Regions from separate parts of the Mus musculus genome. Here region 2 is linked to region 1. The links are chromatin loops, found by intact Hi-C in ENCODE. Cell type or tissue: left cerebral cortex. All regions are shown on one strand. Each heading gives the region's core, and the rest is flanking DNA. Links, peaks and the distances in the headings are about the cores only.

What was found. A loop is a pair of places that touch in the nucleus more often than their neighbours do. Peaks named below come from ENCODE experiments on the same cell type or tissue, not always from the same donor. Only the 100,000 strongest peaks of a DNase experiment are listed, where the experiment ranks them.
Region 2: a loop joins it to region 1, with 4 times the contacts of the local background. A loop is called at or near these places in 8 of 42 quality-filtered maps.

What each region holds. Positions count from the first base shown.
Region 1 is chr10:30,612,888-30,623,311 of GRCm38, forward strand. Hint3 (histidine triad nucleotide binding protein 3) reads right to left here and starts at 5,479. Exons shown (of 5, transcript NM_025798.3): 1 at 5,316-5,479; 2 at 1,826-1,943. The coding sequence starts at 5,465. In left cerebral cortex, for the core only: a CTCF peak has its summit at 5,465; a DNase peak (open chromatin) is centred at 5,596; H3K4me3 peaks cover 1,614 bases; H3K27ac peaks cover 1,410 bases.
Region 2 is chr10:31,293,367-31,303,790 of GRCm38, forward strand. No RefSeq gene overlaps it. Among named protein-coding and RNA genes, the nearest start is that of Hddc2, 15 kb to the right of the region's middle. In left cerebral cortex, for the core only: a CTCF peak has its summit at 6,017 (motif pointing left); DNase peaks (open chromatin) are centred at 2,583 and 6,011.

The DNA of each region.
Region 1 (10,424 bases), core at 1,055-9,054:
CAGCATCAATATTTATAACATCTGATATGCACCAGCTATAATAACTAGTTATGAGAAGAGCTTCTAATCTCTATGAAGTTACTTCTACCTTGAAGATAAAATAAAACTTCCTAAGAGATTATATGATCTCTAGTAAATATCCAAAGAATGAAATAGAAACTTTTAGTAAGAGATACACAACCAATCAGTCATAGGGTAAATATTATGTCTATAAGCATAAACGTTAGCCTATGTTTATAAATAATAGGTGTTCTAAAGCACATGGTTAGAACAAATAAGTACAGAATTTTGTATTATTTGGAAACAACTTTCAAACTGGTAATTCAGTCACCTAGAAGCTAGTGAACAATAGTGCTGTATCAGCAAGATTTTTCCTACGCCTTTTCTTACCTCTAAAGAGTCTAGTCTCATTTATCCGTTGTAGAGTGCCATACAGTACTGCCAAACTAACCCAGACCCTGGTGAAAACGGCCACTAAAACAGACCTGGAATAAACTGAAAAATCTCTGATTACTGGCTTAAGGATATGCTGGCTGACTCCAGAGTAGGGAGTACAAGAGTTGGTGTTTGTTTTGATTTGATTTGATTTGATTTGATTAAACAGAAAGGGTGATACGTCACAAGATTTCCCTTGCCAATTACATTAGGGCAGTTGGAGGCCTGTGAATGGACAGGGAAAAGGGAGGCAGCGCTAAGAGTTGCAGAGACAGGGAGCATCTCTGGGTAGGGAGGAGAAAGGAAGATGGTAGATGTGAATCAGAGTGGCTATAGCCAGCCACAGGTTGTTATGATATCATAAAGGTTAGAATATTGGGATAATTTGTCTAACCTAGGTGAGCAGCTTTTATGATTATCAATTGGTTCTAAAATTATTATATTGGCATTTTTTATATATAAATCTGATTGGTTAACTATAAGCATTGAGTCTTGTTTTTACCGGGTTACTGGGTATTGTGTTATCAAACTGCAAGGATGACAGATCTGTTTGGTTACAGGAATGTGGGACAGAGCCAGTGGGACCCTCCTAGGACATAGTGTTGTGACCCACTGATGCTAGTACTAGAGGGGGAACATGGCCCAGTGGGGCCGGAGAGTAGGCAACAAGAAAAGGTATCAGAAAGAAGTCAAAGAAAGCACTGAGTAGGTACTACAGAGTAATTCTCAAAGAAACAAAATTCCAATCTCCTTTTCAGAAGCTAAAAGTTCAAACCAAGACCTCATTATTAAACTATGGTGCTAATTCATCTGCATCTGAAATTATCAAGCAATATAAGCTCATAATACATCACAACTTATAGTTTTCCACAGTATCTTTCAATTTCAAAGTCAAGAAAACCATCCTTTAAAAGTACAAAGCAAAGCCAAGCATGGTCATTCATGCACAAATGGCCACAAGTTAGTAATTAAAGTCTGTGTGACAGATAAATGGAAAGTATACTGTCATTTTTTTAAAAAATTCTATTTGGTTTTCTTAACTAGAATGTTTCAAGAAGTCTTACTTTATTCTTGATTATTTGAATAGACTTTTTCCTTTTTTAATTGTCACTGCCATATTTAAAGAGAATTCAATGTGATATAGCAACAAAGAACCCTGTTATCTTTTTTTTCTTTTTTTTTTAATTACGTATTTTCCTCAATTACATTTCCAATGCTATCCCAAAAGTCCCCACCTCCCCCCGCCCCCCGCTCCCCTACCCACCCATTCCCATTTTTTGGCCCTGGCGTTCCCCTGTACTGGGACATATAAAGTTTGCCTGACCAATGGGCCTCTCTTTCCAGTGATGGCCGAGTAGGCCATCTTTTGATACCCCTGTTATCTTCTTACCCATTTCTATGTGATCTTTGTTTAGATCCTTGCAACTTCCAATATGCTTCTTTGGCACGACGAGATAATGATAAAGTGCCGCTGGTTTGATATCTTTGAAACAAACCAGGTCTTCATTCTAAAGAGAGAGGCATATTGGTTAGTAAATTAAAAAAAAAAACCAATCTCCCAATATTATTCTGCTGTGCTGTGACTTAAGCACTGGGAAATTGCATTTATGTTACAATATAGGCCTAATGAGCAATTTTATAACTGTGCCATACTTAAATTCACAATAATAAGCTTTAGTTTCTGTCATGAGCTATATTATATTAAGCTGATTTCAAAGAACAATTATAAGTAAAATTCATTAAAACATTCTTAGCCTGGCAGTGGTGGTACACACCTTTAATCCCAGCACTCAAGAGGCAGAGGCAGGGAGATCTCTGTGAATTCCAGGCCAGCCTGGACTATAGAGAGTTCAAGCACAGCCCACAGGCTACACAAAAAAACCCTGCACAGAGAAAAAAGAAAAAGAAATCTCACTCCTAAATTTTATTATACATTTTCTCATCCATACTTTAAGCTTTTTTCACTCAAAAGTTAAGTCAATAAACACAGTTTTCTTCCTCAGCAAATTTTCCTAGATGCACTCTTCCCATCAATTCTCTGTTCCAGGAAACAAAATTCAGTGTCATGCGAACCTCAAGCCCATACTATTAACCATAATTAGCAAAGATCCCAAGCACAGAGACTCCATTTTGATCCATTCAATGGGATGCTTTAGAAAAGGTCAAGAAACCATCCAGCCTCCAGATGGAGAGATGAATCCCTGATGAAAGTTGACAACTCAAGTTCAGAACCAGCACCACACAGAGTCTGTGGCCTAGCAGTGCTAGAAGGTAGAGGTGGGAGGGTCCTGGAGGGCTTGTTCAGCCACTATGTCTAGCCAAATCTACAAGCTTCAGGTTCAGTCTAAGGCAATAAGGTGAACACCAATAGGAAGAGACAGCCAACACTCATCTCTGGCCTTTACATATGCACATGTTCACATAAACCAACATGATAGATAAACTTTTTAAATTTAAAGGCAAAGAAACTGGATATTTCAGTTAGCTTTTAATTGCATTTTTACTAAGATGTTAAAATACTGAAAATGGTTCTGTGATTTTACTGCCTTCTATTGTACTACTGAACCATTATTAAGAGAAAAAAATCCGCCGGGCGTGGTGGCACACGCCTTTAATCCCAGCACTCGGGAGGCAGAGGCAGGCAGATTTCTGAGGCCAGCCTGGTCTACAAAGTGAGTTCCAGGACAGCCAGGGCTACACTTTCTCTGGTTTTTCCCTGTCTCAAAAAACCAACCCCCCCCCCAAAAAAAAAAAAAGAAAAAAAATCCAATCCCAAAGATAGAGTGCCAAAAATAATGTGTGTATATACATGTATGTATTTTTTAAATCTTTGTGTGTGTTTGTTTCTTTTTTTTTTCTTTTCTTTTTTTTTTTTTTTCCCCTTTGGTAGTGCTGGTGGTCAAACCCAGGGCCTAACATGCTTACATGCCTGGCAAGTTCTGGTAGTTCACTGAGCTACACCTCTGGCCAGTTTTTCTTTTTTCTTTCCTTTTGGGGTTTTCAAAACAAGGTTTCTTTGTGTAGCTCTGACTATCCTGGAGCTTGTTGGCCTCAAACTCAGAAATCTTCCTGTCCCTGTCTCCCAAATGCTGGGATGAAAGGTATGTGTCACCACCACCAGGCTTCTTTACAGTATGACTTCCCAGAGCAAAATACTGAAGAGAAGCCAATTGTCTCTAACTCAGAAACAATGTTGGTAAAACTATAAAATAAAGCACTGAATGCCTATTAAAAGGAATGTAAAGAATTACTACTGCTATGAAATTATTTCTAGGCTAGTCTTTTTTTTTAAAGCACAAAACAGAAAAAGCTACCCTGTGTAATGTTCTACTATGCTGTTCCAGTTGTAATTTTTATAGACTATTCTAGGACCTGCTTCAACAGTTCCTCCAATATTTCCTAACAAATAATTCTCAAAAGTTAATTTTTATATAGCTACAATAATTTCTTCCCAGTAACTGTCCCCTTATATCTAAAACAAGCAAGTCCATTTGAAAGAGCATCTTAAAGCCATGGTATCTAAGGTGTTAACAATTTTAATTAGCAAAAGAGCAATTAAATCAGCTAATATTGCTAAGTATGAATTCAGGCATAGCAACACTTCTGTGGGTTCTCAAACATTGTTTCATTTTTCGATTCTAAGAGCTAGCTAGCTTTCTTTCTTTCTTTCTTTCTGTTTTTGTTTGGTTTGTTTGTTTGTTTGTTTTTGTTTTGTTTTTCAAGGGATTTCTCTGCATAGCCTTAGCTGTCCTTGAATTCACTGCATTGACCAGGTTGGCCTCCAACAGAGAGATCTTTCTGCCTCTGCCTTTCTGAGTGCTGGAATTAAAGGCATGTACCACTACCACTCAGCTATTTCTAAGAGCCCCTTAAAAATAATTCGTATCAATGCCATGAGACTCATACACAAAGAGTAAGACACTGCCCTTGGTACTGGTAAGCCCCCTGCTAAGAATATGTGATATGCCCTTTGCTTAAATGAATTCTAAAAATACAGTAAGAAAACCATACAGAGATCTGTGAGGCAAAGAATCATCTCTGACTTTTGTTGGAAAGATTCCTCAAACAAATTCTTCATGATGCTGGCAACCCTGATTATACCAAAACAAATAATTTCCTCTGCTCTTATTTGTATAATTATATATCAACAACTTATATAAGTGCAATCATTTCCTGTGTTTACAATGAATATATGTGTAATAAGAATTTTAAATGCAAGATGATAAATCTCTCTCAAAAGATTAACTCTTTATGAAGGATGATGAGATGTAAAAATGTTAGACCCAGGGGAAAGGGAGAGTTTTCTGGAATTTCCAGGCATGACATGACTGTTGCTCTCCCGATCTCGCAGCAAGTATGATTAACTACACTTGATCTGCACAGGTTTGAACCCTGTCGAGATCTTGTAACGAAAAGGGGAGTAGTTCATGAGGCTCTCACGGTAGATAAGGAAGATTCTTACAAGCTATTAACTGTAAGTATCAGTTCGACTTCAGACCCAGTCCTGAAACCCCATTCCAGCCCATTTCAGTCAAATTCACACTTCTTCACCACGTCCAAGACCTGTTTTCAGCAAGTTGTACGCTCTCTAACGATACTGGAAGAATACATAATTTTAAAATTACTATCTAGAGAAGAGGAAGACTCCCTAAAATAAAAGTAAAGACACAGGATGCTGCTGTGTTGCAAATGCATGCGAGGGAGGCGAGAATGCTGGGCTCTATCACTGCTATCTCTCCCTACTGAACAGCAAAGGCAACACTGGAGACCTCTGGGTCCCTGACAGAAGTCAGTCACTGTTTAGTTCGTCTGCAGAGACAGAAGCCTGCGAGCAGGGATTGGATGCCTGGTCCCCACCCACCCGGCCTGTCGCCGCCCACCTCACAGTGAAAGAGTTCAGTTTTGGGTTCCTGACCCGCCGCCACGCGGCAGAACACGCAGTTGCTGTCATAGTTCCAGGACTCCGAGGTCCCAGGCGAGGACCCCTCGGGATCCGGCTCTCCGACCAAGCCCGCTTGCTTCTCAGCCATGGCGGCCGAAAGGCGACGTCAGGATCAGCTGAGGTGCGCAAGGCCCGCCTCGGGCGGATGCACCTGGAATCGCCGCCCTAGGGTGGCCCGCCTAGTGACACGGAGTCTGCGCACGCGCAGGGCCAGACTCTGGGTATGGGACACACCAGATAGCTCGGCCTCTAAAAGGGCGACGATCAGAGGGCAAGCCCGGCGCTCCGTGATGACGAAAGCAGCGCAGCCGCAGGAGCCCACTGCTCAAAGGCGTTTTCTGACGGGAAGACCTATCCAGGGGTTGGTAACATTCATCTAAAGTGTAAAGGATATTGCTTTCACGTCCCTATAGTGTATTACACTCCCGTTACAAAAGAAAAAGAGTATAGAAATTCGATTCTTTTAAGGGTATGAGAGGATGAGTCAAACGTATAGAGAGCCTTGTTTGGCAAAGTGAAATTTCCGAGTTTCCTGTGTACTTACTTGTTCAGCCACAGTAATTTTAGGATCTGAAACCAAACCAAACAAACAAACCCGGCCAAATTGGTCTCTACATGTTTGCTTTTGTTTATAGTACAATGTAAATCGAAAGGGTCTCCTATCACACATATGTCATATGGAGAGAAAAGGTAGTAATTGAGAAATTCCCTGCCAGGTCACCTGATTCATTGTAACAATTTTCTCTTGTATTCCCGGCTATTTAGGAAAGAGAGGGAGAGAAACCCTTTGGGAACAATCATGCGCGGAAAAGTATCAGTTCTTAAGTATGATGTGATCTCACCTTTTTACAATACATGGCATTTGCTGAGCACCAAATACTCTGTTTCTCTAATTGTGAAAACTCCCAAGGTTGATTATTTTATTACAGGTCTACAGAAAGAGACAGATTCAGACTTATTTTCTTACCACTTACCCAAATGATAAAATTCAAATAAATGTCTAGTTCTAGAACCCATAATAACACTTAGTGTGACTTTAAACTCAGTAGTGATTTTAAGTGAATTATCTTGTAATCTGAAACAGTAACGTAAGTTAAGTAAGAGTACATGCACATTCACGTTGCATTTAATTCCCTTTGTAGTTAACCATATGGTGTGCAATCATGACAATAGCTTCTCAGATCATCACAAGTTTGAGGCAGGACTCAGAAGCAGAAAATTTGACTTTGACACATTTAAATATTATCATGTTCCATGTCTGTTCTTACACTTTCATATCACGCTGCTTTTTTATGGTGTGTGTATGCATGCACACACACAGTAGCTGTATGTCTTTATCCATGTAGGTACTTGAGTACTTGGGCTGCCTCTTGGGCCATGGTGGGGGGGGGGGTGATCTGTAGATGCCTTTCATAACTGCTTGTTTGATATTGAAAGCTTTTGAGTTGACTTTGGCTTTGGTAAGGACAGGAGTTTCATCCTTTATTCTTGGTGCTATCATAGTGGAAATGTTCCCATAGACATTTCACAACAGTCTGATGAATAAAAGAATGATTTTCAGATCCCACGGGAAAACACTTTTGAGTTATGAGAGTTGCACAGTCACAAACAGAAGTGCTTTTTTAGTAAAGGCTATGAGTGGTAAGGGTCAGGAGCCTTGTATGGGGGCAGGTGGGGATGGCTATAACAAACACCAGAGCCTGATATTGTGAATTAAGCATTTAGGGCCCTGTCTGTATGCTTCCATATGGGTGTTGTCTTGGGATAGATGTTTGCACACAGTTATTATAGGGCAAAAGTTTTTCAGTTCTCTCTTCCTTGACAAAATGTTTCTTCCTCAGTAAGGCCAACTCTGACTAACCTTGCAACCGTGGTCTAGCCCCTTCCTTCCTCTTTAGCTTTCTCTATTTTTTTTCTATTGCAAGTCCTTTCCCACATACTTAAAATTATATAGTAGCATGCTACATATATGTTAACCCTATGCATTTAACTTAGGGTATATATTTATTTTTACTCCTTCATCTCCAATGAGTGCAGTCTCTACAGAAATTATCTTTTGTTCCTGTTCATATATGTACCAGCAGTAACTCTGCTACTCTATAGTAGTCAAGGACTACAATAAGAATTTTTGGTCTAATAACTGGAAGGCTGAAGCTGCCATTTACCAAGGTGAAAAACTGTGGGACTAACAGATGTGGGATGGTCAGGGAAGATCAGGCATCCTGTTCTGGGCATGTTACTTTGAGATGCTATATCAACTGAGCTGATGGGTATAGGCTGTTTATCGTTGTAAGAGTTCTAAAACGCTTAATGTCTTAGACCAAAAAGGTTTCCTTTATATAAATACACTCCTAGTTATGCTCACCACTGCTGCAATGAGTCACCATGAACAAAGTAACTTTGGGAAGAAAGGGTTTATTGGTTTTTTTTTTCCACCATTACTGTTCATTATCTAAGGAAGTCAGGACAAGAACCCAACAGGAACCTGGAGACAGGAGCTGATGCAGAGGCCATGGAGAAGTGCTGCTTACTGGCTTGCTCCACATGGCTTGCTCAGCCTGCTTTCTTATAGAAACTTATAGATCACCTTCCTGCAGTGGGCTGCACTCTCCCACATCAATCACTAATTTTAAAAATACCCTACAGGCTTAGTGGTACATGCCTTTATTCCCAACACTTGGGAGGTAGAGACAGATGGGTCTGTGTGAGTTTGAGGCCAGCCTGGTCTACAAAGTGAGTTCCAGGGCAGCCAGAGCTGCATAGTTAGACTCTGTCTTGAAATAAATAAATAAATGTCTTGGTCTTGTTTGCATACATAGCAGGCCAGCTGTTTCTGGTATTTATATAAAGGAACGGTATATGTGCTGTCTAGTTTTATGTCATTTTAACACAGCCTAGAATCATTGGAGAAGAGGGTATTGTAAATTAGTTGCTTTGTCAACCTGCCTTTAAGTGATTCAGCCACAGTAGTTTATGCCATCACCCACTTCCACTAGGTATGGCACATATAAAGCCCTGGCCACACCTCTCTCTCCCCCTCTCTCATTCCCTCTGTGTTGCCGGTAGTTTTAGAAACACAATACTGCCTTTGCCCAGGAGCTGCGATGGGGCTCTGACCCCTCCTGGCTCCCTTTGTTCCTTCTGGCTTCTGCCAGGCTGCCAGCACTGACTTGGCATCTCTCACTCTCTACCCTCCTTGCTCAGGGAGTAGACTGCACCACCAGCCCACTCCCATGACCCTTGTCCCAGGATGGGTTGCATTACCAGCCCCACCATTGCATCTGAGCATAAAAAATACAGTTTGTCACTTTTCAGCTTGCCTTTTGTGACAGTTTCTGGTCACACACAGAATCTCCTGCCTAAAAAGGCATGCCCTCATCAATTAATTATCCCCATCTCTCCTCCACATCCTTGGCTACCCTCCCATAGCAGGGACCAGCTGTCCCAAGGCCTTACATGATTTCAGTGTCCCTTTTCCTCCAAGGCATAGCTGAAAAGCCCCTCTCTTCCCTCATATGCCTTTCTTCTTGGGACTCGGAAGTCCCACTTGTACCTTTCACCCAGCAAATGGCTCCTGGTCTTCTTTATTAACAAATCAACAACCAATTAGGGAAATAGACCTTAGTATCGGCACCTCCCCTTACACCTCTGTCTTATTCATTCTTTCTGTCTGTCTATCTCTCTCTCTCATGTCCCCAGTTCAAGACTTTCAATCTCCACCCCCCACCCCCCAAACTCATGCCTTAAATCAGATGCATGGTGTGACTTTGTGACTTGACTGCAGCCCACCAAGGAATGGAGCCTCAGTTGAGAAAATCCCTCTATAAGATCTGTAGGCAGGCCTGTAGGTCATATTTTAACATTAGTAACTGATGTGAAAGGGCACAGCCCACTGCAGGGAGGTGGTCCAAGTTTCTATAAGAAAGGCTGAACACGCCATGTGGAGCAAGCCAGTAAGCAGCACTTCTCCATGGCCTCTGCTCCAGGTTCTTGTTCGGGTTCTTGTTTTGACTTCCTTAGACGATGAACTGTAATGATGAAACAAACCCAATAAACCCTATCCTTAGGGGAGATGTCACCTGTGCTTTATGACCTGCTAACCTCTATGCTATCTCAGAGACCACATTAGATTCTAGGCCATTCAGCTATAGAACCCACCTTCATGGTCACATGTACTTTGTAAAGACGTTTCTATGTAGTCATACTTTAAGCTTTATTGAGTACCTGGAATTGGAATGATTCTTACCTGGAAACCTTTCCCAATTTCTACTGTTTTAATATTCTGACAATGAACCACCTGCACTAGACTACCTGATATCTGATCCAGATAAACTAAGTCAATCTAAACCTGTTTTTCTTCCTTCCTTCCTTTCTTCCTTCCTTTCTTCCTTTCTTCCTTCCTTCTTTCATTTCTTTGTTTCTTTCTTCCATTCTTCCTTCCTTCATTTCTTTGTTTGTTTCTTCCTTCCTTTTCTTTCTTCCTTCCTTTCTTTCTTCTTCCTTCTTTCTTCCTTCCTTCCTTTCTTCCTTCTTCCTTCCTTCCTTCCTTCCTTCCTTCCTTTCTTCCTTCCTTTCTTCCTTCCTTTGTTTCTTCCTTTGTTTCTTCCTTTCTTCCTTCCTTTCTTACTTCCTTCCTTCCTCCCTTCCTTCCTTCCTTCCTTCCTTTCTTCCTTCCTTCCTTTGTTTCTTCCTCTCTTCCTTCCTTTCTTCCTTACTTTCCTTCTTTCCTTTCCTTTCTTTCTTTCTTTCTTTCTTTCTTTCTTTCTTTTTTAAAATTTATTTAGGGTTTCTTTACTATGTATAGAGTACTCTGCCTGCATGTATGCCTATATGCCAGAAGAGGGCATCATATCACAGTATAGATGGCTATGAGACACCATATAATTGAATTAAACTCAGGACCTCTGGAAGAACTGCAGGTGTTCTTAACCTCTGAGCCATCTCTACAGCCAGCTCCTAAACCTGATTTTCATTTTCATTTCTTTTTGGGTTTCCTTCCCTACCTGGACACCTGAGTGTTTCCTCTCCCTCTCCTCTCCCTCTCCTC
Region 2 (10,424 bases), core at 1,333-9,332, 680 kb after region 1:
ATGGCCTAGTAGGCCATCACTGCAAAGAGAGGCCCATTGGACTTGCAAATTTTATATGCCCCAGTACAGGGGAACGCCAGGGCCAAAAAGGGGGAGTGGGTGGGTAGGGGATTGGGGGGGTGGGTATGGGGGAACCTTTGGGATAGCATTGAAAATGTAAATGAGGAAAATACCTAATTAAAAAAAAACAAAAAAATGGAATACAGATATAAACAACGAATTCTCAACTGAGGAACAATGAATGGCTGAGAAGCACCTGAAAAAATGTCCAATATCCTTTATCATCAGGGAAATGCAAATCAAAACAACCCTGAGATTCCACCTCACACCAGTTAGAATGGCTAAGATCAAAACTTCAGGTGCAAGCAGGTGCCGGCGAGGATGTGGAGAAAGAGGAACACTCCTACATTGCTGGTGGGATTGCAAGTTGGTACAACCACTCTGGAAATCAGTTTGGTGGTTCCTCAGAAAATTGGACATAGTACTACCAAAAGATCCAACAATTCCTCTCCTTCCTAGAAGTTACAACTTGTCATAAGGACACATGCTCCACTATGTTCATAGCAGCCTTATATATAATAGCCAGGAGCTGGAAAGAACCCAGATGTCCCTCAACAGAGGAATGGATACAGAAAATGTGGTACATTTACACAATGGAGTACTAGTCAGCTATTAAAAACATGAATTTATGAACTTCTTAGGCAAATGGATGGATCTGGAGGATATCATCGTGAGTGAGGTAACCCAATCACAAAAGAACTCACATGATATGCATTCACTGATAAGTGGATATTAGCTTAGAAACTTAGAATACCCAAGATACAATTTGCAAAACACATGAAACTCAAGAAGAATGAAGACCAAAGAGTGGATACTTTGTTCCTTCTTAGAATTGGGAACAAAACACCCATGGAAGGAGTTGCAGAGACAAAGTTCGGAGCTGAGACGGAAGGATGAACCATTTAGAGACTGCCCCACCCGGGGATTCATCCCATAAACAACTACCAAACTCAGACACTATTGCATATGCCAGCAAGATTTTGCTGACAGGACCCTCATATAGCTCTCTTGTGAGGCTATCCCAGTGCCTGGCAAATACAGAAGTAGATGCTCACAGTCATCTATTGGATGGAACACAGGGCCCCTAATGAAAGAGGTAGATAAAGTACCCAAGGAGCTAAAGGGGTCTGCAACCTTATATGTTGAACAAAAAAAAAATGAACTAAACAGTACCCCCACACACACCCCAGAGCTTGTGTCTCTAGTTGCATATGTAGCAGAGGATGGCCTGTGGCCATCAATGGGAGGAGAGGCCCTTGGTCTTGCAAAGATTATATGCCCCAGTCCAGGGTAATGCCAGGGCTAGGAAGCAGGAGTGGATGGATTGGGAAGCAGGGTGGGGGGAGGGCATAGGGGACTTTCGAGAGGAAACTAAGAAGGGGGATAGCATTTGAAATGTAAATGAAGAAAATATCTAATTTAACAAAAAAAGAAGAAGAAAAAAAAGGAATCTTTGGGAAACTTCTACCTGATATTCCTTTATGGAGATTTACAATGAGATTGTGATTGACAAGTCTCTTGACTGTTATCCCATTACACTGGTTTTGTTTGGGGTCTTTGTGCTGTTGTGATATTTTGCTATGTTGTTATTATACCCATGCTAATTTTATTTCTAATGAAATATTACCTATAAAATATATATATTTATGAAGTATATTTTAAGAATTAATGGTAACTCAGTCAAAGAGACAGATTATTGAGATTTTTGTCAGGTTGCTTTTTAAAACGTTGGATCTAATTTAAACATCTCAGCCCCACATTATCCCTTTCCAGCCACATGACAACTGACAACTCCCTTTTAGTAAATAGGTAAGTGTGATATCCTGACCATGTGAATTGCTTGTGAAAAGCAATGAATGCGTGAATTATCACCTTATGCTCCTCAGTTGAATGTGTTAAGTGTTGCCTGACTTTCCAGCAATGATAAATACCTTGGACTTTATGTCTGACATTTTGCCAGCTTACTGCTATTTTTAAATCAGCATTTGAGATGTCACTGTCTCCTTTCAGAAAGGAAGCCTTCAAGTTGCACGTGGAGATGTTTAAATTGTGTTTAAGCAGTCCCACTTAATGACAAAGGAATCTGTATTTACAAATTCAGGTTCAAACTCTTCATCCTTGCAGCTAGCTGGAATGACCAAGTAACCTCTTCAGACCTTATCTCAACTTAGTTTTATAGATTCACTGTGCTTCATTTTTATGAAACCTCCAATTTCCCAAAGCACTGCATGTCATATGCTTTTTTTTTTTCCAAAGGACAACCCTAACCCAGTAGCTTTCAATGAGGAGTACTACCCAAGGTAATTGTACTAAAAACCAACCAACCAAACAAACAAACAAACGATAGATATGAGCTTTACCAGGTCTAGAAGGAACCCTCTTACAAGGAGAGTACTTGGCCAGAGTTCAGATGTGGGATTCTTGCCACTGATGCGTTTCCATTCATGGTCTCACTGTGAACAACAGACTTGCAGTGCTCTGGTTGCTGGTCTGCCCCTGTCCAGTCATTGCTGGGAAAACCGTCAAGATTACAATCGACCTTTGTTAGCTGATTTGGCAGAGATTCGGGGGTTGAATGGATCACAGAGACTCAACCAGTTAGGAGCATGTTTGGTTTTCTGAAACAACCAGAAACCCTCCCCACCTCAGAGCCTGGCCACCCTGACATAAAAGCATGAAGGTAAAGCTGCTTTGACTCTCTGAACCATATGCTACACCAAGCTGGTTGATGGAGAATTTGGCCTGCCAAAGACCACTCAAGTTCAGGGAAAGCATGAGTTACACCATAATTTGAATAAGAACCCAGAAGGAAGATAGAACGTGTTGTATTGTGGTGTGCTAACCCATCTCACAGAAATTTTGCTTTTTATTGGCTAAATAGCAGAGAGAGGGGAAGAAAGTATTTTTATAGGTAAAAATCAGAAATAAAATAGAATGCACTCCCAAGTAAGGGGTCGCACTCTGATACGACCAAGATAGGTCATAAAACATTTATGTGTTTGCCTTAATCATATTAAATCTTGCAGATCCCAAATTTGAAGAATTAGATGCAGACCCTACTGGCAGAGAGCAGGGTACTAAACACATTGAAACAGGTAGAACCAAAAAGAGAAAAGAAAAGAAAAAGAAGGGTCAGTAACCAAAAACTGAGTTGCTGTCTCTTCTAAACCAGACTCCTGGTTTTATTTAAAAAGCCCACTGCCTTTGAAAGCACACTGGGTCTTTTCAATAGCAGAAGATCAAATGATGTTAATCAGGCCATGGGGCCTAATCCTTTAATGCAACTGTCTCTTTGCATTATAAGCATTCCAGCTCTTGCCTTCCCCCTCGCCCCCCCCCCACAATGATTTTTATCTCAGCTTTTCTTTGTCTCTCTCTGCCTCTTTCCTTAAATCTTGAGTTTTGACAATCAGTACAGAATATCCTCTTTTCTAAGTTCTTTGCAACTTCCTCAACGAACAATTTATTGCCGTGTCTTATAATGAAAAAAAAAAATGACAGGAAGGGGCAGTCTACCCTCTCTCCCCTCTCTTCTCCACCTTCCTCGTGCTTTTGCTTGCTCACCTTAGCCCACATTTTAGTGGGGAACCCACGCTGTTCTTGTAGCTCAGTTCTCCTGGCTCTCACCTCTGGCTGTCTCAACAAGTTCTGGTTCATGGACTCAGTTCCACTAACCCACAAATATGTTTCCCGCTGCTATCAATAGCTTTTCAGGAGGCCATCCTTTATTCAGAATATGAGTGTCCAAGTTTGCATTCTGTGGCACATTTATAAAGCCCAAAGGGGCATAGATTGTAGTGGGAGAATTTCTCCAAATGGTCTTCAGCTATTGGACCTGCATCCTGCTGAAACCAGACTTGCAGTCTTGGCTCTGCAAATTTAGAGCCACGAGGGACATGGCAATTAAACATATGGTGGTTAAGTTGTCACTTGATGTCTTGTCAAGGTTACAGTTCCTTTCGCTGCTAATAGGGCTACAGTAGAATGCCAGTGTTCGGTAGAGCATAGCTTATTTCTTAGAGAAGAAAATAAGTGAGCAATCTATAGAATTAGATTATAAATTCCACAAAAGTGGCCAAACTCCATATAATCTCTTGACCTTCTTATTCCTAACACGTGAGCAGGTTTACTACATGGCAGATGCTCCAAAGTTCTTGAAATCTTGTTTTGTTCACAAGGTTTTTGTTGTTGTTGTTGCTGATTTGCTTTTTAATTCAGGAAAAAAGATGTAGGGAAACAAATTTTATTTCACCATAATTAGATGAATGTAATAAGAGCATAGTCAGGCCCAGGCAGGGGACAGCATGGCAGATGTGAGCACTCCATCTCTGGAAGCTTGTGAGCACTTAGGATGCTGTGTCATCCCCTGGAGGGATGACCAGACTCTGAGTCTAAGGAAAATTGCAGCGCTGTCTATTTCATTACCATGAAGAGGTTCCTTTCCTTACCTCATGGTCTCAGATGCCTTCCACAGCATCAATTTAGAATAAAGAATCCTCATACTCTGCTCTCTTTCTGAGGATTCTGTATTAAAGTTGAACGATGTCTCGTTAGGCCCAAAGTTGAGTTTTATACTTTGTTTTGGGTTTTATTATTGTGATTGGTTACTTCTCTGAAAGCTCTCTGAGAACTTGAAGCACTATAAGGTATTTGCTGCCCCAGGGCTATGGCTCTTAGGTTCTTGAGAGTGAATTCCTTCTGCCTAAAGACACCACCTTGCTTTAATCCTACCTACTTATCACAACAATTTAGAATCTAAATTACAAAGTCCACTAAACTAAGGCACATCAGAGAATTGCAGTTATTTCTCAAAATGCTAGAAATCTCTTTAAGAGTCCTCAGTGTCCTCCATTTTATTTCTAAATTGGCTTTGTCATCCAAATGGATATTTTGTGACTTTATTTACATTCATGAACATATGCCACCCCTTAAAAAGAAGAAATAAAGTAGTGCAGGAAGAATTCAGGGCCCGCCAGAAAGTTGGCTACTCAGCTTTGGTATAATGATCTTTTGGTCAAGGGTGCCATCTCTCAGCAAGACTCTAGTGTTGCCAGTGAAGGTCAGACCACTCAAAATACTTCCTTTCATGCAGCACACTAGAGTCACTCCTGAGACTCCACAGCATCGTTTTTTAATGAAGATCCCCAAATGTGGCTATCTCTTGGAATTAAAAAGCATTAGCCTGGTTTTTCTATATTTTCACTATCAATGAAATCCATTTTTAAAAACAATACCTGATAAGGATACTTTTTAGTCTGGATTAATCATGACATTTTTTTGGATGCTTTATAGAATAAGTTTCCAAACTTGATTCAGGCTGTGAAGAATTCCTTGTTGTTTTAAATATGTTTAGAATTCTGCTGGGCCTCTCTTACTTAGAGCAAGGAATCTGTGCTTCACAGTTAAGCAGTGACTCCGTGTAGCTCTTTCACTCACATCCCAGCAAATGACTTCCACCCTGGAGGCCTCTGGTAGAATGACATTTCTCCCCATGTAACAAGGGTTCTCTTCATTTTATAATTTTGAGATTACCAGAATAAAAATGTGGCTATTTGAAAACGTATTGTGATGTCTTAGTCTGTATCCAAATAAAATTTTGACCTTTATTATATGCAGTATCCTATACTTACTGATTTCTATATGAACATAAATCACCACAAAGGCTTCTTCAACCCTGTAACTACTTGAAAAGACCATTTGTAAGGACGTTAGAATATACTCCTGGTACTCTAGGCATTCGTATACTTTTTCTAAATATAATCACATGGGAGTGCTGTTACCATTACAGGTGATAGGTAAGAAGAATGATGGGAGAGTGACAAAGGAAGAAGGACAGAAGCAGAAATAGTGAGAGTATAAATATTTACTCAATCCAGTTAGGAAACAGGACATTTAATATATTCATGCTCCAGAGCTGAGAAGGCAATGGTGATGACATAGTGCCACCTGGTGGTTGACTCTCAAAACTACATGTAGTTTCTTGGTGTTGCCCTGAAAATTGCCAGATAGCCCTCTCCTCTTTCCAGTGCACGACTTCTTCCCAAATCCATCTCTTCCTCCCCAGCTTGAGGGGAACCGTGGACAGCAATCACAATACAGTCATCAACATTGGTTCACAACCTCCCTAATGCTGCGACCCTTTACAAAACAGTTCTTTATGTTATGGTAACCCCAAACCATAAAATTACTTTGCTCCTACTTCATAACTGTAGCTTTGCAACTATTATGAATCATAATGTAAATACCTGATATGCAGGATATCTGGTATGTGATCCATGACGGGGTGATCAGGACCCATAGGCTGAAAATTGCTGACCTATATAGCTTTCCTATTACCTTTAATGTTAGATCATCTCTATGCATACTTGTTGGTCAGTGACCGATTAATGTATTAATCAACCTCAATGTTACAAAATAATGATATTCTTTTGAAAATTTGCAAATTTAAACAATCTAAAAGGGGGAGCATTGTTACGGAAGTTTAAGGAAGAATTGTTAATCTAATGGTGAGCCCCACCTCTACCTAAGGACACCTGTGACCTCTCTAGCTTAATTTTGTTATAGAAGGAACTTATAAGTGGTTTACCAATGGATGATTCAGTCTTGAATGCCCAAGGATGAGAAAGTGGGTAGATTTAGTTATCACTATAGTATTTTCTCACAGGTCTGTAATGGAATCCATAAAGATAAAGTGTATATAGCAGGAGGAGGAAAAGCCTGTGGAAAGCAGTGTGATCGTCCAGTGCGAGGACATTCTCTTGCAAGGTTAGACTTCTAGAGTTAAAAGGTACTTTCCATATTATTTATTTCCACATTATTCTGACTCCTTTCACAAGTTTTAAATAACTCTACATTTATCTCTCTTGTGTTTCTGTGACTTTGTGTTTTAAGCTTTAATTCCTTTGTTTGGTTTTGTTGCAAGAGAGGTCTGGATCTATTAGCAAGTCAGGTTGTAAAACACCTTCTACAATGTGTCATTTATTGGGAGAGAGTGGGCCTGGGAGAGAATTAGAAACAGCTGAAACATGTAAAGGCCCATTGACTCCTGCTTCTATAGGAAATGTAAAAGCTCCAGTGGAAAGAGAGAATTCAGAGAGGCAGAAAGTTAAGAACAGATGTTACTCAGCTGTGGCATTGGCTGAGATGGGGAGTGGCCTTGGATATCAGGGAGGACTGATATGGAAGTCTGGCATGCTTTGTCTCCTACTTCCTGCATCCGCAGTATCACAAGGGATGGGAGAAGAGAACCATGGTGTCAACATCCTGCATCACTATGATGGGCAGAAACCCAACCACATATTCTTAGAGAAATGATTGGGTTTATCCATTACATTTGGTTACATTTGTATCTTTAAGCTCCCTTTTTGGGCCACTCTGAAAATACTGATGACTTGGCCTTTGGCCAAGATGATTCTTTCCCTCCAATACATTTATCCCAGCACTTTATTCTCACTGAATGTAGAGGGCTGCTCTGCAATATTCTAGATTCTGAGAATCCAAGACATGGTATGTGTTGTATCAACATGATAAAACTTCCCAAGAAACGTTGGAGAAATTTTCTGTGACTTCATAGTTAGCCACTGGTTTCCTAAGCTTTAGGGATGATTCATACTTTGAAAGGATAGGACTGTCCATCAAAAAGGGAACAGATTTGACTTGATAGCACTTATGAACTTAAAGATTTGTCTTTCTGACTATGATGGACCAAATATTCATGACACAGATGTGCCTTTGTATTCCTAAGAAAGTTCTAGGTGGTACAAGCTACAATCCTCATCATACAATGAATTGATGTAGGAGGCTCTCCTGGCAATTCATGGTATACATTTTTGTGGTAAACATTTTTTTATTTGTAGAAGGAGATACATGAACGATAAAGCACACGGCAGTATGCTAAGCCTACAATCCAGTAACATAGTAGTTTGTTAGCCTGATCTTGTATTACAGATTCCATATCTGTCCATTGAAAGTCTTGCGTGATTGCCTGTGCTGCAGGTATATACGCCAGCAGTGCCACAAACCTTTAAGTAATACATTGCACTATGACCTACTGTGATAGCCTTGATTTCCACACCTGGGAAAGGATCTTAATAAGGAATCTTCTATGGGGCTAAACTATGGGTACAGCAGTGAAGGAATCTGTCTATCTATCTATCTATCTATCTATCTATCTATCTATGTATCTATCTATAATTATATCATTTCCCCCATGCCTTTTCTACCTCCAAGCTCTCCCACATACCACCCCCTTTGCTTTCTTTCAAACTTATTTTGATCCCTTTTTCTTTAACTGCTGCTGCTGCTTCTGATGGTAATGGTGTGTTTGTGTGTGTGTGTGTGTGTGTATGTGTGTGTGTATGTCTAAAAACATACATACAACCTGCTCAATCTGTATAATGTTACTTGTATGTGTATGCTTTCCAGGCTAACCATTTGATGTTGAATGACAAGTTGGTGTGCTCTTCCGTGGGGAAGACTGCTTCTCCAGATCTCAGCATCCCTTACTTGCCTGTAGTTCTTTGTCTAGGGTTGAGGTCTCATGGGCTTTCCCCTTTCACAATAGCATGTCTATTGGTATTGTGCTCATTCCACTCACACTTGGTCATCCATCTTGGTGAGACTTTATGGGTGTAGCTTCTGACATTTCTAGGAGGCACAGCATCACAGCAACCTCCCTGTTCTACTGGATCCTCCAGCAAAGTGCCTGGCACAAACATAGTCCTCATTACACAGATACATCTTATACACACTCCCTTGAGCACACTTTCCCTCTTCAGTAACTCAAAAGGAACTGCTCAGATCCTTTCGACTTTTAATGTTATGACCCTGTGTAGGTTCTATTGGTTTGAGTGGGCAAGTGGAGCCGATTATTGCTTAGTGTGGTTCTAGGATTGAGTGTAGGGCTTCTCCCGGGTCTGTAGTTTTAGTAGGAACTCCATGTGTCCAATTTCCCTGTGTCAGTCTGTCTTGCTACAGCTGTGGTGTTCACTGGCCAATACTTTTGATCCTTGTGGTCCTGCGCTCTGGCTCACCTCTCTTTATCCTATGACTTCAGCTCTTGGCTAGTGAGCTGATGTGGTTTGCTTTTTATGTTCTTATAAGATATTGATGTGGACACCAAACCAGAAGAGCAGTAAGTGCCAAGTACCTTGTCAGGCCAAATCCAATTAGGATTTTGCTTTGATGATTTTGCAAACTGGAAGCTCCAAATTTACATTTCCCTTGGTTTTCCTGTTTTAAGCTTTTTCTACTTTTTAAATACTGTAAGTTCCACACCATTAAAAATTCATAAAGTTCCTGGAATTTTGGCCTCTGGGATAATTAAGGTTTGCTACAAAACTTTGCTCACAGACCTACTTTTTTATCAAAGGTCTACCCTTTAGTCACTGAGAAATGCCCTAAAATAGCAAAAATCACTGCATCTCCTTTACTTGGAGGCAAGGAAGAAACACTCCAAATTATTGAAATTGAGCAAATGTTATTTGGAAAGTTTTCTCATTTGATATAACGTATTCTACATATGACAGTTGTCCCTCTACACCTGCAGAACCTTTCGCTCCTTACCTCTGAAGTGCAAGGCCTGGCTGTGAATAATGGTTATAACTTGAAGCATCGGGACTGTACTGGCTGCTTTTTGTGTCACCTTGATACAAGCTAGAGTCATCAGAGAGGAAGGAGCCTCAGCTGAGGAAATGCCTCCATGAGGTTCAGCTGTAAGGCATTTTCTCATATAAGACCTCCACCCTCGGTCAGTGGTACTTACTTCAAGATGCCCCCAGACACGCCGAGAGGCAGATCAATGCAAAAGCAAGGTTTCTTTCCCAGCGTCGGGGTCAACCCTCAATCAGTCTCTCGAGGGGAGGGACTGACTGTGGGGAATTGAACGAGCAGGGTTGACCGAAGTGAGCAGAGATCCTAAATTCAATTCCCAAGAAGGCAGCCCCAAATGGCTATTATTAGAAGTTTTTATTTTAGGGTCACAGGTTACATCAGCAAGCATATTGGCTAAGCATATTGACCCTTAAATCTATTGGCGAGCAAGCATGACAACATTTGAACTCTACCTGGGACTTTCCAGAGGGTCAGGTAACTAGCAGTCAGTACATTCTGAAAACTTTTAACTCAAGAATGTTCCTGTGGGTGGAGAATGGAACTTGGCCTAGCCTTGACCCCAGGTGGGAGGGGGGAGGTATAAGGAGGGTGTGGGACTGAAAAACCCCTTAGGGTCCCTCATTCACTTATTGATTAGTGTGGGAGGGCTCAACTATCTCTGGACTGGCCTATCCTGGGTCCTATAAGAAAGCAAGTTGAACAAGCCATGAAAAGCAATCCAATAAGCAGCACCCTTCCAGGGCCTTTGCTTC